5 separate regions of the Mus musculus genome follow, and regions 2, 3, 4 and 5 are each linked to region 1. A link is a loop called in an ENCODE intact Hi-C map of the cell type or tissue named here. Cell type or tissue: heart. All regions are shown on one strand.

Region 1 (5,000 bases):
TATTTTTTTAGCTAAAGTATCTATAACACTTATAGCCGATTCCTCCTTTAAGTGTTAAAATCATCTGTTTCTTTTCCATGACCTATTTCTGAATATCCTCTCTCTCTCTCTCTCTTAAATTCTTTTTAAAATTTTTTTATTGGTTATTCTATTTATTTACATTTCAAATGTTGTCCCCCTTCCTAGTTTCCCCTCCAAAACCCCACTATCCCACCCCGTTCCCCCTACTTCTATGATGGTGCTCCCCCACCCACCCATCCACTGTCTTAATTCTTTAGCATCAGATTTCAGGCAACCCTACTTCAACTAAAAGTGAACAACTACTTGATTCCAGGCAGTAAGAGAAAAGAAGAGGTGAGCTTTAATATCCCCTGACTTTAAACTTAAGCTATTTCCAAACTTAACACATTGGAGATTCCAAGTAAAGTTTTAGAAACAAATTTACCTAGGATACCTCATTAAATATCCTACCTTAGGTAGGACTTGGCAGGCCTGGATTCAACTCTAAGCTATTCTAAAACTTCTTGCTGGGTACCTTTAATGATACATCCAATCCCAGACTACCACAAGATATTTACAAAGTGATGCATTTTAAATGATGCAAAGGACTCATCTTACAGAAGAAAGTATGCTATGAATAACTAGCTGTTGCATCAGTAGACAGAGCACTGCAGCAGCTGTTGAGTTAGGTAAGTGTCCTCTTCGACTGTGACACAGGAGGGAGAGTACAGGTCTTGGAATTGAATTTGAAGCACAGACATGGTCCCTAAGGAGCTCTGTCAATAGCTCAGTATGGGTTTCATCATTATGAAATGATCTCAGAGACGAACCCAATTGGCATTAAATGGTTTGCATATAAAGTTCCTACAATGTATTTCCTTGAACATATAGCAAGTGTTTAATAGAAACTGACCAATTTTTAAAATTTTTTTTTAAAATCTGAAATTATTGGAAAACATTATTTTGTACCTTGGTACCAACCCCCTGACTTTAAAGAGGAAATTAATGTACAAATATGACTTAATTTATTGTGGTCAGCTAGAGAGAGACACATAATGATATACCGAGTCTCCTGAGAGTCGGAGGCTATTCTACTTGGCCTACTTTGGAGCTCAGCAACATTACCAAGTACTTACATTATCAGTGATGATTGAGCCTGGAAGTTAGCCAAGGCCACCAGGTAGTGAGGGTAGGATTAATTTAGGCTGCCTGTAATTGGTCCCTCAGAAACTGCAATCTAGGGATTTGATAGACAGAGTTGGAAACTCTTGAGAGAAATGGGTAATATGCTCTTTCTAGGTAAGTACAAGTATAATGATTTCAACTTAGATTTCAATCTTCTTAGGAAACTTAGATGTCACTTTGACCGAGGCATAGCGGGTCTCACAGAGTCCTTTCATCTCCTGGAATGGTCTGTAACATGTTTTACTGTGTGTCAATATGGATGAGAGTTTGGTCTTTCATCAGCTATTCAGCTGGGACCAGTTTTCAAAACTGTTCAGCCCACTGTACTCGAACAATCCCCAGGACGGGCTGTGCGTGTGTGTATTCTAATGAAAAGTGACGTGTCTTGTAGGATCACCTTGAACAGTCACATAATGAGTTAGGCTCATCGTGGAGGAGACAAGGTAACCCAAGGAGCTCGTTTCATTGTCATACAGATAACTTTCCTTTGCTAGCAGGTGTGACTTACGCAAGAGCTCTAGGCGTTGTAAAGAATACTGGTATATAAAAGTAAAAAGAAAAATGCTGTTGTTCAGTGTACAATCTGGAAGCAATGTAAGGCCTTTAAAAAGGAGCAAGCAAGCAAACAACAAGCAAACAAAACGAACTCCTGGCCCCAGAGCTATGTGAAAGTATGTGTTTGACTGGAAACACAGTCTAATTGCAGAGAGTAAGTTCAGATGTCACCAGGGTGGCAGGTATCTGAATGAAGGAAGTGAACTTAATTAGGCAACATTGCTATAGCACCAGGGAGGGGAAGGTGACTGTGTTAGACCTTAAAATGTTCAGACCTGAAGTGATTGGGGCTTTAAACTAAACAATGGCAGATGCTTTTGCTACATTAAAATAGTATGACAACTGATGTCATAGTATTTTATGGATTCAAAGGTCTTAGATATAAGATAAGACCTTATCCTATAGAGATAAGGCCACTGCAAAGCATTACCTGCTCTCGAAATCCATTTCACAATGTAACATTAATTTTAGTTCATCCACTCCCATGACTTCATGACTTTGGTAAACAATATTTCTAGACTTAGATTTTGGTTACCTTTAAAAGGACTTAAAAATACAATTAACTTCAGAAAGGCTTCAAAGTAGGACCTTGCCACAGCAAATCGTTCCTGAACCAATTGTGTGCTTTGCTTTGGATTCGTGGCTGGTCCGCAGACCTCAAGGTCGGGAACAGTATTACTCTGTTGCCCTCTGCTGGGGAAAAATGGGAAGTTCACCAAGAAACAATGGCGCCCAGGCCTTTTCAACGCAAGGAATTTGGGTGACACTGAAGTCCAAAGCAGCCTTCAGGCACATTCATTTAATGCTGATCACAGGCCTCCCAGTCAGGTACACTTCGGCATTATGTCTGTATTCCTTAAGTAAAAGGAGTAATTGGATTTTTTTCTGCAAGAGTGTAAAGCTAAATTTTAAAAGTAGTTCAGAAAAATAGTCCGGCTTTTTCCTTGGCTTGAGCGCTGGGGGCTCCTTTCCAGAGCACCGTGTGTGCTTCATCGTGGGTGGTGAACATCTTGCCACCAGAATAAACTAGGGTGGGGCTCCGAAGTCATTTCTAAGCTCTGTTCGATTTATTATTATTATTTTTAATGGCGAGGAAATGTGCATTGATACTCATGACTGATTTCTCTTGTCTCAAATTATCGAGTTAATGCCTTGGTGTTAAATTAGATTGAGAGTGTTCTCTTTGGTGTTCCTTTGGTTTTCTGCTCAGCTGACTTTTTTTCTCCTGCTAGAGGTGAAAGATTCTCTGTAATTAAGAAAGGGGTGGGGCGGGTGCTAAGAGATAAAGAGAGAGATGAGCTGTGAATTGTCACGTGTGCAAATTGATGACAAACTTCTCAAAGAAAACGATGGGAGCCAAGTGAGGTAAGAAAAAGGGACATTACATTCTAATGGTCCTTTTTTATTATTATTTTAAAGGATCAATAATATGTACATGATGCTCTGCCTGCGGTTTCCATAACAACCCGCCTCATTGAAAGACGGCAGGCTCCGCAAATCTCCAATTATCAGCCTTCCAGGGCTTATTAATGGAGCCGAGGATCCCAGTGAAGCAGGCAGCTCATTGTTGGCACGTGCCTGGTGGGCTGGCAAGAGGGTGGGAGCAGAGTGAAGTGGAACTGTGTAGCGAGCCAGCAGCCATTTGTCCCCTGTCGCTTCTGGGGGGTGGGGGGAGATGCAGCCACTCAAGAGACCTGAGCACATCTTCTGAAGCCTCCTGGGGCTGTACTGATGTGGCAGGCAGCTGAGGGCGGAGGGTGTAGACTGCCCTTTCAGCTACATACCAACCGTCATCCTCCTGTAGTAAATCTACAAGAATATAGTACTTGCTCCATTTGTCTATTGAAGTCCCATAATTTATTGAGGATTCTTCACAATAACAATTGTGACTCTGTTCCCAATGCTATCTATCCCAAGTCTTAATTAAAATGTGAAAACAACCTAATTCGTATCTGATCACTTCGAATTTGTCAGTCCTTGGTCTGACAATCATCTATTAGGTCCTTACGAAAAGTCATTGGAAGAGCAAAGGACTTAGTAGAGAATACCGTTAATCTTAGCACTCCAGAAATAGAGGTGAGTGGAACTCTGAGTTCAAAGCCAGCCTGGTCTACAGGGAGAGTCCCAAGACAGCCAGGACTACCCAGAAATCCAGTTTCAAAACAAAACAAACAAACAAATAAAAACAAAGCAAACAAAAACACCAGAAAACCAGTTTTTAAAAGGAGCAAGCAAATATAACACTGATGAAAACTATAGATTATTTATGCTTTTGTTCTAGAGTAATTGCTAAATTCTGTATATGTAGTAACTTCCTGAAGCCACAGTCACTCTGTGCTTAGGCTATTATTTACTTTTATAGATACAGAAGGGAGCAACAAAACTTCATGTGTGTGGATGGATCAGAGTCTCAGTCTCTCTCCTCTCTATAACCCTCACATTAATACTTTTATTTTCCTATAAAATAAAGTCAGATTAGAATAAAAGGGACCAACTGAGCTCTATAGTCTAATGTGATTAAGGAAATGGTTACCCTAATGTTTGATTAATAATTGCTATCTATGTTATTATTGGATTTCCAATTGGGGGAGGTTTAGATATAATAAAACATATGCAACATTAGAAATAGAGTAATTGCAGTCATAAAATGTGTCAGGAGCATTATACAGATATCAGTTTTTAGTGTAATGCTGAAGTATTAGTTGATAAAGACTTCCGTTTGACAGAATGTAAGATCATCTGGCTTTGTAGCACAGAAATGTCTGCCTTAACATTTTCAATAGTCCTTTTCACACACCACCACCGAAATTCAGCGTAATCACAAAAGAAATCTTTTGGGGTCCTCCAAAAATAAAGAAGTTTGAGGGAGTCATTAACTATTCAGAATCATGAGACTGCTTTGAAACACCTGAGTATTACATTAAGCAGAAGAATGGAACGTGGCCCGCCTTTGCAGGGACTCAATCTGCGGCTGTCACAATGTGCTACGAGACCAGACCAGCCTTGGCTGGATCCTCACAAAATTGCTCAAATAATACTATTTGTGAATTTGGACTCTAGGACTTGGAATAGAATTTGATAACCGAGTCATCTTTTCCAGGATAAAGTGATAGGTGCATTTACTGCTTAGCCATCTATGTGCCTCACACACCAAACAACCCTACCAGGGGGTGTTTGTAGCTGAGGAGGCTGAGGTGTAGAAAGGTTACATGAGGTGATGAAGGCGCCACATTTAGGAAGTGACAGGTTCCAGATTCAGA
Region 2 (5,000 bases), 640 kb before region 1:
TAGTATTTGTACACTGTTTTTACTACTCGTGAAAGCTTTACAGACATGAACTCACTCGTTTAATCCTCACAATAACTCTATAAGAGTTTATAGGAAAGGTAACATCTACTATTGCTTTTTAAAAATTATAAAGGCAAACTTAAAAAGTTAAGTGAATTATCCAATCCTAAGTTTATTTGTGTTTTCAGTGATATGTGGACTTAAAACTCAAGCATAAGTTCCATACAAAAACATGTGAAACTTAAACCTTAACTCTGACTTTAACAAGTTATGAATAAAGTTTAAAATAGCATGAAATAATATGTAGGTGGCAAGTAGTTGCTCTTTAAAAATATTCTACTTATTTTATAGCTTAAAAGAGAAAGATGGTGGTAGCCCAATCAACCAAACTAAATATTTAATAAAATGCAAAATCTTACGGTGCCTCTCTCTTATAATTCCCATGCCCACTTTAAATGTAACCCTGTAAGAAGAGCTTTCTCTTCTGAGTCATGAGATAACAGGTAATATTTTCAACAATGAGTAATTTAACTTTTAGCTATAGTAGTAATTCAAAAACTGAGATGTCAAAGGTACAAAAATAATGTAAACACAAGAGCAGGCCTTCCAAAACTCATGAGTTGACACCCTTCAGATCAGCCGGATCAGTCCAATTCTTTTATGCACTGATGTAGGAGGGCCAAGTATCTCATTCACATTAGCACAAGAATTTTGTTGTGAAGCTGAAATTAGAAACCGAGCATTGACTACTGCACAGCCAACCATAACACACACACAAACAGAAAATGTCATTTTAATAAGGAGCACTCACAAAAAGGGACCTATCATGACTGCCCTCCAAAAGACCCAACAAGCAGCTGAAAGAGTCAGAGGTAGATAGTTGCACCCAACCAATGGACAGAAGCAGCTGACCCATTGTTGAATTAGAGAAGGCTGGAAGAAGGTGAAGAAAAGGGTGATCCTGTAGGAGGACCAGCAGTCTCAATTAATCTGGACCCCCGAGATCTCTCAGATACTGGACCACCAAACAGGCAGCATACACCAGCTGATATGAGGCCCCCAACATACATACAGTAGAGGACTGCCCGGTCTGTGTTCGTTCAAAGATGATGCACCTAACCCTCAAGAGACTGGAGGCCCCAGGAAGTTTAGAGATCAGGTGGGGTGGGGTGGTGGGGACATCCACGTGGAGACAGGTGGGTGGGGAGGAGGTGTGGGAAGTGGAACAGTTAGAGGGTGGATGGGGGGAATAAAATATGGAGTGTAAAAAAATAAATTAATTAAAAAAAGAAGAAAAACTAAATATATACATATATATATACATACATATATACATAATATATATACACACACATATATATATGTGTATATATATGTGTGTGTGTGTGTGTGTGTGTGTATAGTATCAAAGAGAAAGTTAGAGAGGATTGTTTGAAAAGGAGCTAAGTCAAAAGGTGTTCTTCCAAGAGAAATTCTTTGAAAACCATTTAAATCTTGGAGAGAGAAGGATAAAGTAAGTGTGTATATGTGTGTGTGTGTGTGTGTTGTGTATTATGTGTGTGTGCAAAATAAATAAATGTGTCATAAGCTGCCCAGTATAAGTATTCATGTGAACCTCAAGTGACTTGAGTGAGTATTCTGAGTACCATAGAAGGTTCCAGAATGACAGACAGTCATACATAAGTCTCATCCTCCAGCCCAGGGCTTACACAGCCTATATGCTCAGAAACAATGACAAGTGAATGTGAGAAGTGGTATTACAAGGGATGCATAGAAAAGTTCCCATCAGAATTCAAAAGAAGAAATAGCTTGGTGTCTGATGTGCTTAGTTTCAGTTTTATAAGCGGTAAGAACTGGGTGAAAATCTCTTGTCTTCTCCATCTCTAACTCTAAGTTAAATACATCCCTCCCTGAACTCAGCATTTTAAAATTTTCAATACTAGTATGAGAGAGGGAAATACACAGATCCTAATATTTTCTTGAGAATTAAGAATTCTCGAACACACTAAAACACTTCATACGTATTTTTGTAACATTAATGCAAAACCAAGGCTTAGAACAAATTGCAAATATTTTTCTGAATGTCCAGTTGTTTCCTTTTCACTGGCTCATGCATTAGTTACTCTCATAGCAACAGGGACACAAGGTGGCACTGTCGTGCTGACATTCATTCCAGGCCCTTTCTAAATGGACAAATTTGAAAGAGGCAAGAGGGGCTATTGTGGCAGTTAAAACCAGAGTTGTGATGCTGGCCTCCCAGGTCTGCCAGGACTTACAGGGGCTAAGGAAAAACAAATCTTTTTGAATTTCATGAAAATCACATTATGATTTTATAGAAGACAGTGTATTCTCTGATGGCATCGCCTAAATATCATGTCTGTGTTCATAAAATGTTCAAAGGCATCCAGTTCAGCTTTGCCAGTAGAAACTCAGAAGTGAGCGGTGTACCACGGATAAGCTGTGGACACGGACCACCTCTCCATCTAGTGGCCAGTGGGAAAGAGGAGCCATGGAAGCTAGGCTGCACTCCACTCACTTAAAACTTACTTAAAACTGTCTTTTCTCAGACGACCCGCAGGCAATTAAGTCCTTCAGTCTGTCAAAAAAATAATTTTTGGTTTATTGCAATTATTGAGTCATTAAATATGACCAATAATATATCGTGATATTTACTTAACCCTGATCCCACCACCTCAAAGTTAAAGTGCTGTGCTCTCTCAGACCAGAAGCTCTTTCTACTCTTCCACCATTGCAAACCCAAACTTCCTCCATCCACTTTTAGCTTATAAACAGAAACTATGAACAGAGAGAGCTACAAATAAAGCTACCTAAAACAAAAATCACACTGCTGAAGACTTAAAAAATAGAATCAGATAAGTTTTACTGTTTTACTGTCAAAGAAAAAAAAAATCCTGCAAAACAGAGATTGTGACTTATTTAAAAATCACAGTCAAAAGAAACAAGGCCTCCAGATTTAGCCACTTAAAACCCTTTCTTGCATTAATTAATACCACCTGATTCCAGAGGAAGAACTTTGTAGCAGACTGTAGGGTTTTTCTCAACATACCAGAAAAAAAAAAATAGTTTTTAAACTTTTGTTCATATGTTTCATGGCCAACTGATAGAACAAAACTATTGAGTGTAGGTACTGAAGTATCTATATCTTCATATTGGTGGGTATGCTGAGAATGTAAGAGTATAATTTTTTCTTAAAAGGAAAGAATTATCTGGATCTACTCAACATTTGCAAAGCAAGCACCAAATGGGCAGGATGCACTGAAGAATGGGCTATTACAACCTGGATTCGGGAAGCTTTTATGTAAAACAAAACCTGAATCCATTTTGTCTGATGGAAAGTTGAGAGGGTATTTTGGTTGCTGTTTTATATAAAATTATTTGGCTTTGTTTTAAGAGAAAACACACACAAACTTGGTAGATCAGTTCACCCACGTTAATTCCGCTTACGGTGCTGCTTTGGTGACTGCTTTGTTAGGAAGACTTCTTACAGAACAAATATGAAGATCTATCTGCTCAGAGCTCAAACCCCAAGGATTCAAGGACAGCAAGAGGCCTGATACTGAGAGTCCCACTCGTGTGAGACGCTTTGACTCTGCTATAACCTCGCAGAAGTGGCACCATTAGCATCTGAATCGGGATGAACAGAGTAGTTAGATCTATTGGCTTTAGCAGGATGAAAACGGAAGCTGTAGGAATGGGTCAAATAGCTTTTTCCTAAGTTGGGCACAAAGTATTTTTCTTTCACCAACTCCTCCCATTCTCAGTATTACTTATTTCAATTTCCTTCTTAAGCACATCTATTTCTTTTCCTTGTAGCAATGAAATGAGGGAATAAAGATCATTGCTGATATAAGAAACCACAAAATGGTACAAGGATTTTACTTCTTTTTAATCCTATTTGAAACCCAAGTGATAAGAATATATGACCAAGAACATAGGGACAATGAATAAATATATAAAGAGCAGGGGTGTATTTACTGAATTAAGAGGAGTTTAATGTGTCCAGTATTTTAAAAAGAAAATAAATCACCACGAAATAGTGTAAAGCAACCCTCCCAACAGCATTTGCCTGACTTCTATTTAGACAACAACAAAAAAGGCTGTCTACGTAAGGTGTTTTTATTTTAAATGACAGTCATACAGTTTTCACATGTGCATATGAGAACCAAAACAGTTACATAACCTGAAGAAGCATCCTGCTAATTATTTTTACTAATGGCTAAGTTGGCATACCCATACGAATAGAAAACACTCCTATAATCTTTGTCAGTTACATTTGCTGGAACGATCAAACTATGAAATGAATTCACAACAACAGATTACAATTAGATTGTAAATCCATATGATATTTTAAAAGGAAAACTAAAAACAGAAACTCAATTTAATAGAAAGAGAAAAACTAAAGGCTCCTAAATGTTAGCTGTTAACATTTATATAACAAATTTTATGGTTTCAAGATAGGTTCACATTGAGTTTCTTTAAGGGCAAAATAACACTATGTAATTTATAATTATTCCCATTTGTATGGTTTTCAATTTATTGGGCATCATTTTATTCTTCTAACTGCAAACTCTACTATACATGAATATATTTTTAATATAACTCCTTACATTAGTAGTTTAATTTGAGAACTTTTCAAATAAATTCTTGATTCTTAACTGCTTAATGTGAAATATGAGCATTAAATTCATCTTATCTGAAGACACAGATGTCTTCAATAGCAAAGCTACTTCTTATAGCAGCAAGGCAAACAGTATATGATAATCACGACCCTTTCAATCAGCTGTGATGGAAAGCACTCAGAATTCATGAAAACTGTGCATGGGTCCATCTGCCAACTATAGGAACTGATCAGTTTACTGTCCATGCTCCTTTCTTCTCGACATTCCTATGTAGAAAAGCTGCTAAGTTTGTCGGGATTAAAGTGGTTATGTAAGAGCTGCATTGCTTAACAGAACTACAAAACACTGCCTAGAGTCTCA
Region 3 (5,000 bases), 510 kb before region 1:
GTGGCAGGGACAAATTGAAGCTCAGTCGCCTGCAGAGCTTCACATTGTTCTTCCAGTCATTACTCACTTCTAAATTCGAGCCTTTGTGACTTCAAAGTCATAGGATCATTTCACAGTTGGAGTAACTAAGGCAAAAAGAAATTAGGTAGCATACTTCAAGTTTCACCTTAAAGACTGCCTAGGACATGGGTCTCCTGACTTGGATCAGCAAAGACATTTCCCCAGTAATTGAAATTTCTTGGGATCAGTTTGCCAGGCCTTGTTTGCTTCACATTTTAATGTAATAAATTCTCCTCACAAAACCTTTCAAAAAAACAGTATGTCTTTTATTTATGGAGATTATAAGATAATTGCATCATTTCCCCCTTCCCTTTTCTCATCCAAACTCTCCCATATACCTCCTGTTGGGCTGTCTCAAATTCGTGGACATGTGGCCATTTTTGCAGATGAAGATCTAAAAATTGGAATTTTACTGTGAAAGTACCCACCTTACTCCACAAAGCAGGCTTGCATGCATGAAATAACTTTATTGTTTGAGTGTTAATATATCAGCGGCCTGAGAGGGGCAGGAAGAAGAACATGTTCTTTTTCAAGGAGAGTAGTTGCCTGGTAGTTGCCATAGAAACTGGAAACCGATGTACAGATATCCTGCTAGAAAATTTCCACATATTGAAGATGTCTTGCTGTCTGATCGATAGCTAAGAGAGTTTGATTAGCTTCATTAATTAAAGCAGAGGTACCTACAATGGAGAGAATGTGTCTTAGCTAATATGCAAATCTGTTTCTTGGGGTCTGAGAAAAATATCATGTAAGTGTTTTTAATGAAGCATAATGTACACAAGTGCACATATCATAAGCATAGAGCTTAATGAGATGCCTCATAGTGGATGCGGCTGTGCCTCTGATTCAATAGTAATAATATCAAAAATGTTAGTAACATTCTAGAAGCAATTTGTGTGCTCCCTTCTAGCCAGTGCTCTTCCAAAGAGGCTCCTAGCACTGTGTGTGTGTTACTTCACTGTTTGGAGGCTCTAGAGCAAGGGAGCATGCAGCATGCAGGTGTGTGTGTGTGTGTGTGTGTGTGTGTGTGTGTGTGTGTGTGTGGTTTGTTTTTTGTCTTAAGTCAGTTTTCTTACATTCAACATTACACCTGTGTGTAACATGACTAGGGTTTTTTTTTCCTGTACTTTTTAATTTTTATTTATTTATTTATTTATTTATTTATTTTATTTATTTATTTTGGTTTTTCAAGACAGGGTTTCTCTGTATAGCCCTGGCTGTCCTGGAGCTCACTTTGTAGACCAGGCTGGCCTCGAACTCAGAAATCCGCCTGCCTCTGCCTCCTGAGTGCTGGGATTAAAGGCGTGCGCCACCACGCCTGGCCTAATTTTTATTTTTAAAAGTATTTTTTTGTCTATAACATGTATTTTAGTGCTTGGTGCCTATAAGCAAACCGAGTATGCTTCCAAGTTTAAATGATTCTAAGATTAAGGAATGACAGCACTTATTTGAATTTCTTGACATTGGCTCACGCCTTTAATCCCAGCACTTGGGAGGCAGCGGCAGGCAGATTTCTGAGTTAATCTCATCTCATTAATCCCAGCCTGGTCTACAAAGTGAGTTCCAGGACAGCCAAGGCTACACAGAGAAACCCTGTCTCGAGAACCAAAACAAAAAACAAAAACAAAACAAAACATAAAACAAAACAAAACAAAATTTCTTGACTTGAAACCCAAGCTGAATTTATGAGTTCAGAGAGAACCAATTGTTCATAGCCATAAACTATAGTGACGCCAGCTAGAGATTGCTTATGTATTGTTGAATACCCACTATGCATGAATCTTTGAAGGTATTCTGATAGTTATGAAGGCAAGTAAAGGAGGAGGAGGAGGAGGAGGAGGAGGAGGAGGAGGGGTGGCAGTGGCTCATATTCTCAAGGAGTCTATCAGTCTTATCGGGGAAACAGAGCACTAAACTCAAATGATTATTCCAGGCAAAATTAAGAATCTACAAAACAGAAACAGCTGAGAAGATGCAGGCGCATCGATAAAGCATGACCCATCTCCCAGAAACCTATAAAAGTCCCATTGAGATAAACTTTGAGCTTCCTCTAACCTTCCAGCTTCTAAGATTTCATTAAAATTCTCTGTACAAAAGTAGGATCTTTATTCCCACTGGCTAGCCATTAGAGTTTATGGCTGTTCAGCGTATCCAGCACTTAGTCAAGAGGGGGCAGCATTCATCCTTTTTCTGAAACGAGTAGAACTCTGGCTGCCTGTCTTTCTAGGAAAAGAATACTTTAATCAGATAGAATTTCAGAGCATGCATATATTTTATGCCCCTGTTTTAATTGTTTGTTTATAGAGATGGTAACTGATGTGTACAGCTATGTTACTGAGACCAACAAATGAGTCCTGTTTAAGTAAGTGGAGCTGTGTCAGTGCCCAGAGATCCCCTTTCTCTGCCTTTGTCCCTTTCCTGGGCGTGGCAGCCTTGCTCAGACTCAGATTGCAAAAGGGCGGTGGCTGAAATGAACAAAAGAATTCAGACTTCTACTTTTCCCCAAAGAAAAGGCCAGCCAAGGGGAAGCCCCGGGAAAAAAAGGACTGTGTGTCTCCCATTGTTCTAACTATCTGATGCTTTCTTTCTTTTTCTTTCTTCTGAATGTTTGTTTACCTTAAACCTGTATTTGTAAGCATTGTTATTATAATAAAGGTAACTAAATAATCCCACTGGGGATTAGTGGCTGCCTTCTGTTTTAGGGGTGGTCTCCTTATCAACCAAGTAACCCTTAGAGCCCTTAGAGTTAAAGCAATGCATAGTGCCTGGTAGTTCTTTTCCAGCAGAAGCAGGGGCAGGGGCGTGGTAGTGAAAACTGAGAGAGGTTTAGCTGAAGCTATCAGACCACGTGTCTCTCTGACCTCCAACTGCCAGACCTCCAGATAACCAACTCCCTTTTGTTAGTGAGCCACTTTGATTTTAATGAGAGACATATAACCCCTCCCATGTTTTACGTGATTGACTTTGAGAAAATCAATGTTGATGGCCAAAAACGCCAAATTAACATCAGAGTAGATTTCCTTATACTGTATACAGCCTTAAATAGCCCTCTGAATGACATTTTGTTTTTTATTTAAGGAGTAGACCTTAGCCAAATGTCCTTGAATGATAAAAGAGAGTTGGCCCTCCCCATAATTAGCTTTTGTAAATATCAAGTCAAGGGTCAGAGCAAAGGTCATCTGATTTCTTTCTTTTGTGTAGAACAAGGGGCTTTAGTGACCATGACTGATTTTAGATCCAGCAAAGAATGAGGTCATTGCTTTTTACACAGACTGCATTGGATGAATCACAGAAACCATGGCAGTAACGTGAATACCAAATAATAACTGATAATTTGCGTACCAGTTACAAATACGCCTAATCTTAGATCTAGTAAAATGCTTTACTCTGTCAAGGAAATGAGGCTGCGGGATCAGCTCCTGAAAGGATTGCCAGTGACCTCATGCAGCTGTGATGTGAAGCTACAAAGCACTTGTCACATGCCACAGCTGAGGTCAGAAGTAGATCCTATCCAGGGACTTCACAGAGGGCGATAAAAAAAAAACCTCCGACTTTTAACTCTTTCAGCACTAGTCACGTAAACGCTACAATATATAAAATTTCAAGCTCATTTGAGAAATAAGACAAAAAATATTTTCATTTCTTTTGAAATTAAGCATCAGGGTTTGGAAACCACTTCTACTTAAACCAAACAGTGATTTCAAATGTGTTCATCAAGTGATGCTTTAGACTTTCCTTTTTAGAAAAAAAAAAAAAAAAAAGAAATAAAAAGGAAAAGACAGAACTGCTCCTCGATATGGGGGAGGAGGGATGTCATTGTAGATGAAAGGGGGAGCTTAGCCAGACTCAGAGACATCTGGGAGAATCCCGAGTGGACATGACCCTGAGCCATCGGAGTATGGGAGGGAGGAGAAGGGAGAGGAGAGAGAGGGAACCAGTTGCAGCAACCTATAGGGCAAAGATACAAAAAGTGTGGGTAACCAAAATGGCTGGATCATATAGGGGGGAGCAATCCAGCCCCCTGGGCTAGAGAGTTCAGGGTAGGGGGCAGAGATGCAAACGAGGAAGAACTTGTAGCAGGTAGGGGCTGAAGAACGCTGGGAGAACATGGATGCCACATTTGCTTTGATATGTTAAATAGGCACTTCAGCCATTTGTCCCAGAATTTGAAATTTAATATAAACCATCCTATCTTGGGATGGTAAGGTCTGAAAAATCTCTCCAGGATGTAAACACTGTGGTTGTAAAATGAGGACAATATCAGGCGAGCTGGTACAGCTGGGCAACCCTCCCTGGACAAGGTCTTGGAGGTCATTTAATCTAACTGCCTTATTTCACAATGAGGAAAACTTTGGCCTATGCATATTATAAGATATATGTGGAATTAGTTTTCTTCCTAGTTATTTACAATGTGTTTTCCTAGGTTCTCAGGAAACATAATAAACTTAGACCAGTAGATCATTGCAAGAGTGATAAGAATGGGAGATAGGGAATTTTAGGGAGTGGGACCCTGAAGGCAGTATCTCCATTCTTGTCCTCAGCCAGAAGCTAGATTTGTCCTCTTATGCTGGCTAGAGGCCAGGAATGCCAGAAGGAATCTCTGGTTTCTTGTTATCTCTCTCTTCTCCGCAATGCATCACTCCTGCCTGGAAGCTTTACTGAGTAAGGCCAAACCCCAGTATTGGCGCTAGTCCCTTCTGGTGAGTAATTTTGGAGCTGGGTCTCCGGATTTCAATAGTGGAAATAGCTACATCTACTCCCCAGTATAACCCATCTCTTAAATGATTCCTGAGCCTTAACTTTTGAGAGGGTAATGCTAGATAGCCAGATAGGAATTATTGGAGGGCACTGAGGATAGATTCCTCTCTTGTAGTTATTTTTGGACCCATCCCTCATTTCTCTCCCAATTACATTAGAAGCAGAAATTGTCCTCCACCCCA
Region 4 (5,000 bases), 1.3 Mb before region 1:
GTCTGTCAGGTTGGTTTAATTTGATTCTCATTGTATTCTCAAACAGAATCTTTGAACTGATTCAAGAGCCTGGTCATTTTGCAGATTTCCACCTATATGGTATTCATTACTCACTTGGGGGCTAGGATGGAAGCTTGCTGTTGGTGGAGTCTAGGGCGTGCTAGACCAGCTAAGTACCACTGTGCCATGGTCTCCCGACTGCACTCACTCCACATTCTCTCCTTCTGCTCATCTTACAAAAGTTCTCAAGTCACTGGGCTTTTCCACTCACCAAACCTTACAAACCTTCCCTGAAACTTATTTACAACTCTCCTTTCTCTGGGACACTTCACATGATTACTAGGGTTTATGCTGAGTTCTTCCTTTTCCTGCTTTCCACTGGTTTGGAGGTATAAGTAGAATTATTAAATTTTCGTTTGTTGTTATAGAATGAGAAGGCGTTTATAAGAGAGTCCCATTTCTCCTCCTCCTGTAGATCAGAAGCATTGAGTGTTTGTATATGGACATGGGCTCCCTCATCCAAAAGAGCTGTGGTTTCAGAGTTTATTAATCCCTACAAGGAAGGGTTTTCATTCTCAATTTGGTCTTCTAAAGGGAACTAATTAGGACTCTTTCTAGGATATGAAGGGGGGAGTCTGATGCTTTGAAGTCAGATTGAGGTAATATTACTGAGAAGAAAAATCATCATCTTCCTTTAAAATATTAAAGGTAAGCAAGCGATGGCTCATTTCTGTGGTCACAGCATCCTGGAGGCTGAGGTGGGAGACTTGTCAGTCCAAGGTATGTGGTAAGACCCTATCTCAGCAAAGGCTCTCACAGACAAAACAAAAGAGAACTGAAACAAGTCAACTTGCACATAAGCCTTTGTGGAAAATGTCTTTGCATATTTTGGGGGGCTAGACATAAAGGGACACTAACTGTTCTGAGAGAAAGAGTGATCCGAGGGACTCAGGCTCCATGTTGAGGGCATCTATAACCACAGAGAGTGGAGTAGTTCCTAGAAGCCAAAAGGATCAGAGAGTCAAGCAATGCCAACTACAAAGCTCACTATGGACCAAGGATGTGACCCCTTCCCTAGATTTCCCATGTCTTGTACAAATCTGGGGAGGGGAAGACAGTCTTGAGACTTCATTAGGTTTCTATATAAACTGGTCACCCAGGAGTCTTAGGTTTAATTTTCTTAAGAAAAACAAGGAAATGGTTCACATATTTGAATGTTTAAGAATATAGCTGTACTTTACACACATACTAGATAGTTTATAATGACAGTAAGTTAATGCCTTCCCCATTTTCCCTTGTGCCTGTCTTACAGCCATAAGACAGCTCTACCTTACCTACTGCAAATACAAGTACAACTCTAACTGTAACTGAAAGAACACAGGTTGCTAACTGGATCCCTGACACTGTCCCACACATTCCCCCAAAGGGGTAGGTGTTCTCTTTGGTTACTTCTCCATAACAGACACTGTACAGACACTGCTGAGAATAAGTGGAGCTCAGGGCTCATTTGCTCTGAGGTGAGCCTACCCGTTGTTCCAGGAGGTCCTTCTAGTCCCTGGTGGCCCACATCTGTTCTTCCTCTTGGGTTTTGTTTTTAATTTCCTTACTCTCTCATTAGTTAATAACCATGGCTCTGTCTTCACCATGAACTTATGGTTTATGAACTTACCTCACTTCTTTTAAACCACACTCATCTGTTTATTATTTCTGATCTCTGTTAAGTTATTCTCAACTTCCTGACTTCATCTGTCCTAAGAAATATTCTACTAGGCCCTTCTGCCACTGACGATTCAGTGGATGCCAAAGATGGCGAGCCACGTTTATATGAAAGGGAAAGAGACACCTAGTCTGGAAAGTGAGGTAGAAAATTATCAGGCTCCACTCTTGCCTGACCCAGGGAAACCAGTGCTTGGTAGTAGATGCTAGAAGCTATCTATCAATGGGTGCTGACAACAGCTCTTTATATTTATGTTAACAGTGTCGGGGATTGTTTAGAATATTTTCACTTGCTGGCCACTGGGTGTCCTCATTTACAAAGTAAATATGCAACATTTAGTGCAGGTCACCAGGGAGAATAAAAGCCACTAGTCTTCTCTTTGGCTTTTCACATACTGGGTCTAAATTTATTGCTAAACTCACAACCAGGTTGTATATTAGTAATGTTTAAAAGTTTTCAGGTCAAACTGTTAAAAGTTTTTAAACCAAAAACAAGTTATTCAGTGTCCAGACAGGAATTTAAAAGGCTGTTTCTTCACAGAAGGGACTGTGATGCAGCCATTAGAATGAGCCCTTATTCCTCTGAAAACTGGCATGAGACTGTGACTATCTGCAGAGATCCAGCATAGAGAAGCAGAGAAGATCTTAATTTATTCTCAAAAAGAGAGAGAGAAAATACCAAATATCTCTATGGGATATTTGTTAGATTCTTCTTCTTTTTTTTATCTTGACTTTTCTGAAAAGTAATTAAAAATAATAATGAGAAAGATAAAATATGTCCTTTGTCTGAGAAGCCCAAAATAATGTAAAAAATAGCACAACGTGCTGGGTCAGCATCATGACTATTAATCATTTCACATTTGAAGCCAGAGAACAGAGTCGGGCCTTTGTGGACCAGTTATTTCATCTATAAATGAAGATGTTTATGCTCCATGGGGTTGTCTTGGGAGAAGCCAAGCAGAGTCCTAAGGCACACTGGGCTCCTGGGATGAGAGACTGCATATGAGAGGGGCTGAGGACATTAATAACATTCTGTGGTTGCATCACAGCTGTGGATGACTTCGCTCTGATGGCAGATACGAATCAAGGCCAAAGCTTGTACAGCCAACAAATATTTCCTGGCTTGGTCATTCTAGGGCTCTGAGGTCGACATGCTCTTGCAACCACTTTCTATGCGTGCTGATCTGATTTTCTGCTTTTCCACAACTCTCCCTGTCTCCTCACTTTGCTTATAGTAATGAAGGAATTCTTTCCTTTTCACGCCAGAAAATATTTCTGCCCTACAATCCTGCTAACTCCTCAAAGTGGAGACAGAGCTACTATTAAGAGTAGAAGGGGACTTGCCTTCAAATGTCATACTTGGCTAATTAGCTAATCTTTCTCAAAAGTAAACTTCGCTGGGATAATTTTTTCACTAGTGTACATCTCTGCTTAATTATTATTCTTTGGCATGTCATTTTGGTATATAAATTATCAACATGATCCTGTGCCATAACTGGTAATTTATACAGATAATATCAGGGAAAGAGGAAGCTCTCTGAGCTATTCACTGCTTTTCAGAGATAGATGGTCTTGCCTTTGCTGGCTTTGCTTACCAGGGTTTTTGCTTGTAAAAGACCACCCACTCCTGCTGCCAGGACAGCAATCTATGGCTCTTAATCAATAGTTAAGTGCACAACAATGCACAATAGCTGGGTCACTCTCATCCTGTGACTGTACAAAAGCTTCACAATGCCTTTGCAGTAGATGGAGAAGTCTCCACTTTAGTTTAAAGATCTTTAAGTTCCTAGGATTGAGACTATTTTCCAAGTCTTTAATTAGTAGAGTCATGTTTGAACTACTGTAACCTCGAAGACACATATCTGCAGAGTCCTTCTGATCATATTTTACCCTAAGAGCTTTCCCACTTTGGCTTCCTTGGTTTGCTCCTCTAATTTCACTTTCAAAACTTCTTGAGGCTCAGTGGCTGAACACTACACAGCATGGGCCTTATCTGATGTGCCGGCGCCTGGTGTGGCCTAAGACACACTGGTGTTTTGTTCTTACAGTACGGAACTGATGTTCTGAAACCTAGACTCCAACACAAAGCAGATCATTAGCTCATTTAAGTGTCTCTTTCTTTCCTCCCAGCCTCCTCCTACCCACCCCAATACTTCCTTAGTCTTATGTACTGGCAGCAGATGGCAACCATATTCCAAAGCTGAGTATATACAAAATCATGCCATGGAGAACAGAGTGGCTTCAAAGTTAGCCTTTCTATTCAAGTGGGATGGCAGAGACTTCTGGAACAGGGGACTCATCTCTCGTTCACTTAATCCTCTATTCATTCAGCCAGGAATTTGTTTTCTTACACATCTTTCTACTGTCCAGCCAGTTGAAGGAGGGTGGGTGTGAAGCAACTCTCTTGAGGGCCCCTCCAGCAGGAGGGCCCTAAGATTCTATGCCAAGCTCTTATTTCCCTGGGCCAGCTCTGCCTGCTGCGGATCCAATCATGCCATTCCCAGGGGAGGAGCTCTGGAGCATTGTGTGTGGGGGCTGGATTTCTCAAGAACCATCTCCTTGCTATACTAACAGTCATATGCTGCCTTCGCCAGACAAAGACTGGACCTGGGAAGATGATGAGACAAGAAAGAATGGTTGGGGCTGCACAAAACTGTACCCCATTTGACAGTGATGGAAAGCAGAAGTGGGAGATCTTTCCTTTTAGTTATTGCAAGGTTTTCTAGAGCTTTCACCCAATCATCTGTTTGAGCATCTTGTGAAGAACATCTATTTTCATATCTATGAACAAACAGGCACCAGATTATATTACAAAGTTGACCTTAACCCTGCCATATTGCTATTAAAATCAAAACATGTAGCGGTCTATGATCAAGAGAAAGCACTCTGTTTTCCCAGCATACAAACCTGAGGGTATCTGGGATGCACTTTGTTATGTAGGTCTGCTGAGTGGAAAAATTCAATTCAATATTATAACCCTGCAATATGCTCAGTAGTACAGTTCCCTGAGCTGCCCTATCTCCTTCAGTCATCCATTCTGCAAACACTGGCTGAACACCTACTATGGCTAAGCACTTTACTGGATCCAAGAGATGAGGAAATGGACAACAGCAGAGTTTGCCTGGATAAAACAGGCATTCAACATTTTAGCTGGGGCTGACCATTCAGCGGCACAGCAACTGCCTAGCAAGTGTGGGGCAACAGGTCCGCTTCCCAGAATGACAAAAATGAATGTATGAATAAGTAAATAATAAATTATTAAAATAAGGAGTTACAAGAACTGG
Region 5 (5,000 bases), 890 kb before region 1:
ATGTGACCAGGCTTAATGTAGTGTGTATAGTCTAGACATAGAAACACAATGTTGGTTAGTTTTTTGGGTCAGAGTACCTGTAAAACTGAATAGTTGTTTCTCCAGAGTCAACTATATTTAGGAAAATAACAATATACCTATTGCTGAAATTCAAGTTATAAAATCACACATTTCCAATACCTTTTTCTTGTATAGTGTCAGTTTGTTCATCTAAAAGTCAAAGAGGGTGGCCTCCTTGATAGCCATTATCAGTTCTAGCACTAGAAGTGATATTATATGTATAATATCACTCACTTTATATTCTTAAACAAACAAAACAAATCCCACTACATTGGAGGAATTGTTTAGCAGGCAAAGAAATGAAAATGAAGTTCACTAAATTAGCTATATTTTATTACAATTGAAATTAAGACATTGTGCCTTGATTTACCACATATAGTTATCTCATCTCCCAAACATTAGCAATGGTGAAAGGCATAGCTATTAAGACTATTATAACTAAGTCTTAATTATTAAAGCCAAGATGTAAACTGTGGTAATGAACTGAGAATTGACTGGAGCACAGACTCCTGCTAAACTACTATGGGATACATTTTGCCAAAATGCCAATTCTTGTACAGTAATTTTAAAGCACAAATACACAAAGAGAATGGTTATTTCCTAAAACTAAAGTAAAATAAGTATGCTAAACAGTTTGGTTATTTTCAAGAAATCAGATCATATACCTAAAAGTCTTTTTAAAAGAGTTATTGATCTGATTTCTGTTGGATAATTCCAAGAATACCTTGTTTTCTTCCCAAATTAGATAAGAACATTCAACACAGACACTGAATTTAATGAATGCCAACAGCTTTCCCCATTACTTTTAAAATTTGATTATATAATACTTCTGTGAACACTAACAGATAAAACTATCAGAACACATGAATCAGAAGCAGAGTCTCACAGGAACAGTTTCTAGTAATTCTAGAATATTAATCTGACTGAAGGGTCAGTCACAAGTAAACAGTGTGGCACAGTGTTTCTAGAATAAAGAGATCTCATTACATAACCATGGATTTATCTCCTGTCTGGAAGCAACCCAGAAAGTAACTTATTCCCTTATACAAGAGTGGAGACAGAGTAAGAGAGGGACTAGTAAGACACACACTTTCACTCTAAGCATGAAGAATTGTCCAAAATCAGTGAGAATGAGCGTATGTGATCACATTACAGCCTCTTTAATAATGGGGCTATTGTAGCATATGGACACTAAAATGAGCACAAGGAGTCTCTGTTGTGCCCAATACTGCCATTATCCACTTGAACCATCTTGCCAAGTTGCTTAACATTTAGGTACACCAGGGCTTTGCTTCTGTTTGTCTGAAGTGGAAAGATCTAGATCTCTAAGTTCCCTTCCAACGGTGGCACTTTATGTCAACTTGTTTATAAATTCAAGTAATAATTAACCTTGTATCAATTGTTATATAACAGTTACTAATCTAAGTGAATGACATATTCACAGCTCAAACTAACACAGTTAAGACAGTCTCTTTATATTCATCTTTCTAAAATACAAGAGTACATATATAATTATATTTACTCATTCTTTACATTTTAGAAGTATTTATTTTTCAATGCTCATCAATTATTTATAAAATTCAATTTAATCATTAAATAAATGTATATGGTATACTCTGGTCAAATCTAGAGTTTTGTTATCTACTCCTCACATGGTCGTCATCCCCCCAAATCACCTTAATAACCTTGGCCATATTCCTCATATTGGAAATACAAAAATGCTCCTGGCTGTATTATAGCAGATCTCAGAGTACAAATGATTTACAGACTTCTATTGCTTATGTTCCCTTAACTAGTTCTGAAAACCATTTTAACAGACAATAAAGTTAGTTGGCCATTGACTGGTCTTTTATGAGTGAAAACAAAGCCATGAGAACGATGGACCCCAGGTCCTAGCCCTTTCACTCGGAGACACTTTCCAAGCTTGCCGCCTTCGCTGGGATCTGCTGATCACTAAGGCCAGACAGTAGGAAGCCAGGGTGCACACACTGGAAAATTAAAGGTCATTAGAAAGGGATGGTGAAGGTCAAGAGGAAGTCCCTAGGCCTATCACAAAAGTCTCACTAGAGGGTGCTCTTGGGCTTTTATGAGTTCTCCAGTCTTCAAAAATAAAATCAAGTATTGCTTGGAGAACATAGTCTGCTTCAGCATAAATTGGACTCCATTATGGAATCCAGATCTTCTACTTCAATACAGATATAAAGATGTAAAAAAAACCCAAACCTTTCACTTGTAGTCATCTTGTTCTATGGGTTGTATACATAAGATTTCAGAAGATCTTTGGGGTCTCCAGGTCGACATTCCAGTAACACTGAACATATACTCAAAATCCCTTTTTACTTTCTTTTTCTTTTTTTTCATTTACTTATTTATTCATTTTACATACCGATGACATTTTTAACAGCTGTTTTTTTTAAAAATGATATTAGTAGTCTGTGTGTGCGGATGCTGTGTCCAACACCAACAAAAAAAGGTGGCTGGAGAGACAGCTGTGGGTGCTGGGAACCAAACCCTTATATTTTTGGTTGTGAGCCTAGCCTTTAAAGGCTGAGCCATCTCTCCAGCCCATCAATATTTCTTGACTCTTCTTTACATATAAAATAATTTTATGGTTTTTATATATCACAATAAATTTTAAAATCTACTGCTTGTGCTAGAATTTGTCTATAGATATGGTCTTGCATTTTTGAATTTTAATATTTATATTATCATTCTAATGATTCCTTCTTTCAATAGAGCATATAATTTCCCAACCTGTATTGAGAAAATAGAAATGGTTTATTACTATGTTGCATATTTTTAACATTTATTATATTTATTATATTAGGAAGGACAAAATGGTTTTATCTTTACACATTAAAAAGTAGAAATGGCATGTACAAGATCATGATTTCTCTAAAGACCTAAACTGACTAGATGAGTACTTTATCATTGTGAAATAAGGATTCTCTGCTCTGCTTCCAGTCATTCTGGTACCTGCAAAACTTGTCACACACACTGTCAGATATGGTAGCTTTAGCATCTTTAGGTTTGGCAGTGGAACTCAGAAGACGATTTGGATTACAAAGATTTGCCAGAACTTCCAATTTAGCTAAACTTAACGATTCATTACCCCTTACCTGAATTATGCTCATGAGTTTCTCTTTAAAATCTATCTGCTTGAATATTTTTGACAAAAAATTTCAAGGTTATATAGTAGCCATTTATAATGCATGAATCAGTTTAAAATGTTAAATTCTCCATTTGATATCAGATGCATCTGTACTCTACGGATTTTAGTTCCACACTCAGCATCTTCAATGGATTGGAAAAAGTATGAAAAATTCCAAAAGTTTTTAATTTTTCTCTCTGCTCTTACAATGTTGTCATTGACTTATTAAAGACCCTGCTTTATGACACATCATGTAGCTTATGTTTACGAATTTGATACATGGTATTGAGCACACATATATTTAAAGTGTACTTCATTCAAGTTAGGTATGAATGAGCTTAAACCATGCTATGAAGAATTGGCAAAATTCCCATGGATACTGTGAAATAAAAAGAATCAATGAAAAGACGTAATTATTTTAGTCCTAGATATAATTAATTTGTGGGAGAGGTCATTTCATTTCAAATACATGCAAGTTTCTCCAAACACAGGTCAATGTTTGCTGGATAATGGTAGAAAAGACTCATTTGGTTTGAGTTTGCCCACTTTGATATTCATCTCTATATCACAGTTAAATAAAATGTTTTATAAATTTGCATATCTGCAAAAAAAAGGGCTCAAGCTGAGGCAGAGTGACAAGCATTGTTGATTTGGACATGAAAACCTCTTAACTACTCTTAAGTGTTTTTCTGTGATTTTTTTTCTTCTAATCTTTTTTTTTTTTTTTAAACCAGAGTGAAAGAAACAGAAAAGTTTACCTGAATTTATGAATCAGATTAGTAAAGATTTTTAGTTAGAGGTGACATATGGAATGTAAATCCCACACAATTAGTTTACAATCAGGAAACAAATGCACAGAAAAAGTTACACCTCTCTGTACCCTGTGCTGTTAGTATGCAGTGGGTCTTGTTTAGCTGAGGTTGAGTTCCTAGACCACTGCTCTTTCTACTGCACAGCTTCCCATACTGCTTGGCGTTTCATAGGGATTTGTATGGCATGTCATAATTTCATTTTGAGTTCCATTGAAATTTCAGAGAAAGAAGGCAAATTGTTTTCTAGTAACTAGATCTTGTATGTGGGCAACACTCCTAGGCTTCAATGATCCCCATGACAGTCTAGGTCTACTGGCCTATGAGGATGAACACTCATTAAAAATGTATGCATCACAAAGTACAATTAATGTTCTTCCTGACAACAGGGGCCTTCTGTGTCTCTGCAGTTACTGCCCTCTGCCATCTTAAATCCAAGAGGCACCCTGTATTTCTCTGAAAGTCTTCCCAGCATGAAAGTACTGCTTACCTTGGAGGAACAAGAGTGCAGGTGTATTCTCTGCTTAAGAAGACACACTAAACCAAACTCTGAACTTACAGAACAGGTAAATTAGGGGGTGATTATTCGCATTATAAAAGGATTCACCACAGGATGCTTTTAAATCATAAGCTGTTCTACTGCATTTTAAATAAGTTGATTTACAAAGCTTCCTTTATAAGCACTATTCACAATTCAGAGTTCAAGGTCCTTTATCCAAAAGCTGTGAGGGATTGATAGATATAAAGTCCTACTTATTATTACCTCCTAGGCCATGCTTTCTTTTTTATATAAGAAAGTAATTAGCATTATAATCCATATTTGAAAAATTAATGATTTTTAGTCTTAAAATGTTTAGTATTCCTGTGTGCCTGGCCCAGTGCTAAGCATTTTGGAGACTGTTATTATTTGCTCCTCCTCACCAGGAACCTAAAAGATTAGTACAATTACCCTAATTATAGGTGAGGAATTGGAGCTCAGA

The links. A loop is a pair of places that touch in the nucleus more often than their neighbours do. Peaks named below come from ENCODE experiments on the same cell type or tissue, not always from the same donor. Only the 100,000 strongest peaks of a DNase experiment are listed, where the experiment ranks them.
Region 2: it touches region 1 in a loop (4-fold over the local background); 23 of 42 quality-filtered maps call a loop at or near these places.
Region 3: it touches region 1 in a loop (15-fold over the local background); 30 of 42 quality-filtered maps call a loop at or near these places.
Region 4: a loop joins it to region 1, with 6 times the contacts of the local background. A loop is called at or near these places in 2 of 42 quality-filtered maps.
Region 5: it touches region 1 in a loop (4-fold over the local background); 7 of 42 quality-filtered maps call a loop at or near these places.

What each region holds. Positions count from the first base shown.
Region 1 is chr16:42,274,075-42,279,074 of GRCm38, reverse strand. All of the region lies in intron 2 of Gap43 (growth associated protein 43), which reads left to right. Among named protein-coding and RNA genes, the nearest start is that of Mir6540, 27 kb to the left of the region's middle. In heart, no CTCF peak of the experiment used is centred here; a DNase peak (open chromatin) is centred at 2,444.
Region 2 is chr16:42,912,092-42,917,091 of GRCm38, reverse strand. All of the region lies in intron 1 of Zbtb20 (zinc finger and BTB domain containing 20), which reads right to left. Among named protein-coding and RNA genes, the nearest start is that of Gm19522, 2.5 kb to the right of the region's middle. In heart, a CTCF peak has its summit at 2,150 (motif pointing right); no DNase peak of the experiment used is centred here.
Region 3 is chr16:42,779,843-42,784,842 of GRCm38, reverse strand. All of the region lies in intron 1 of 4932412D23Rik (RIKEN cDNA 4932412D23 gene), which reads left to right. Among named protein-coding and RNA genes, the nearest start is that of 4932412D23Rik, 93 kb to the left of the region's middle. In heart, a CTCF peak has its summit at 2,220; no DNase peak of the experiment used is centred here; H3K27ac peaks cover 3,035 bases.
Region 4 is chr16:43,590,034-43,595,033 of GRCm38, reverse strand. All of the region lies in intron 9 of Zbtb20 (zinc finger and BTB domain containing 20), which reads right to left. Among named protein-coding and RNA genes, the nearest start is that of Mir568, 48 kb to the left of the region's middle. In heart, a CTCF peak has its summit at 2,012; DNase peaks (open chromatin) are centred at 2,743, 3,753 and 4,163; H3K27ac peaks cover 718 bases.
Region 5 is chr16:43,165,786-43,170,785 of GRCm38, reverse strand. All of the region lies in intron 2 of Zbtb20 (zinc finger and BTB domain containing 20), which reads right to left. Among named protein-coding and RNA genes, the nearest start is that of Gm25873, 42 kb to the right of the region's middle. In heart, a CTCF peak has its summit at 2,119; no DNase peak of the experiment used is centred here.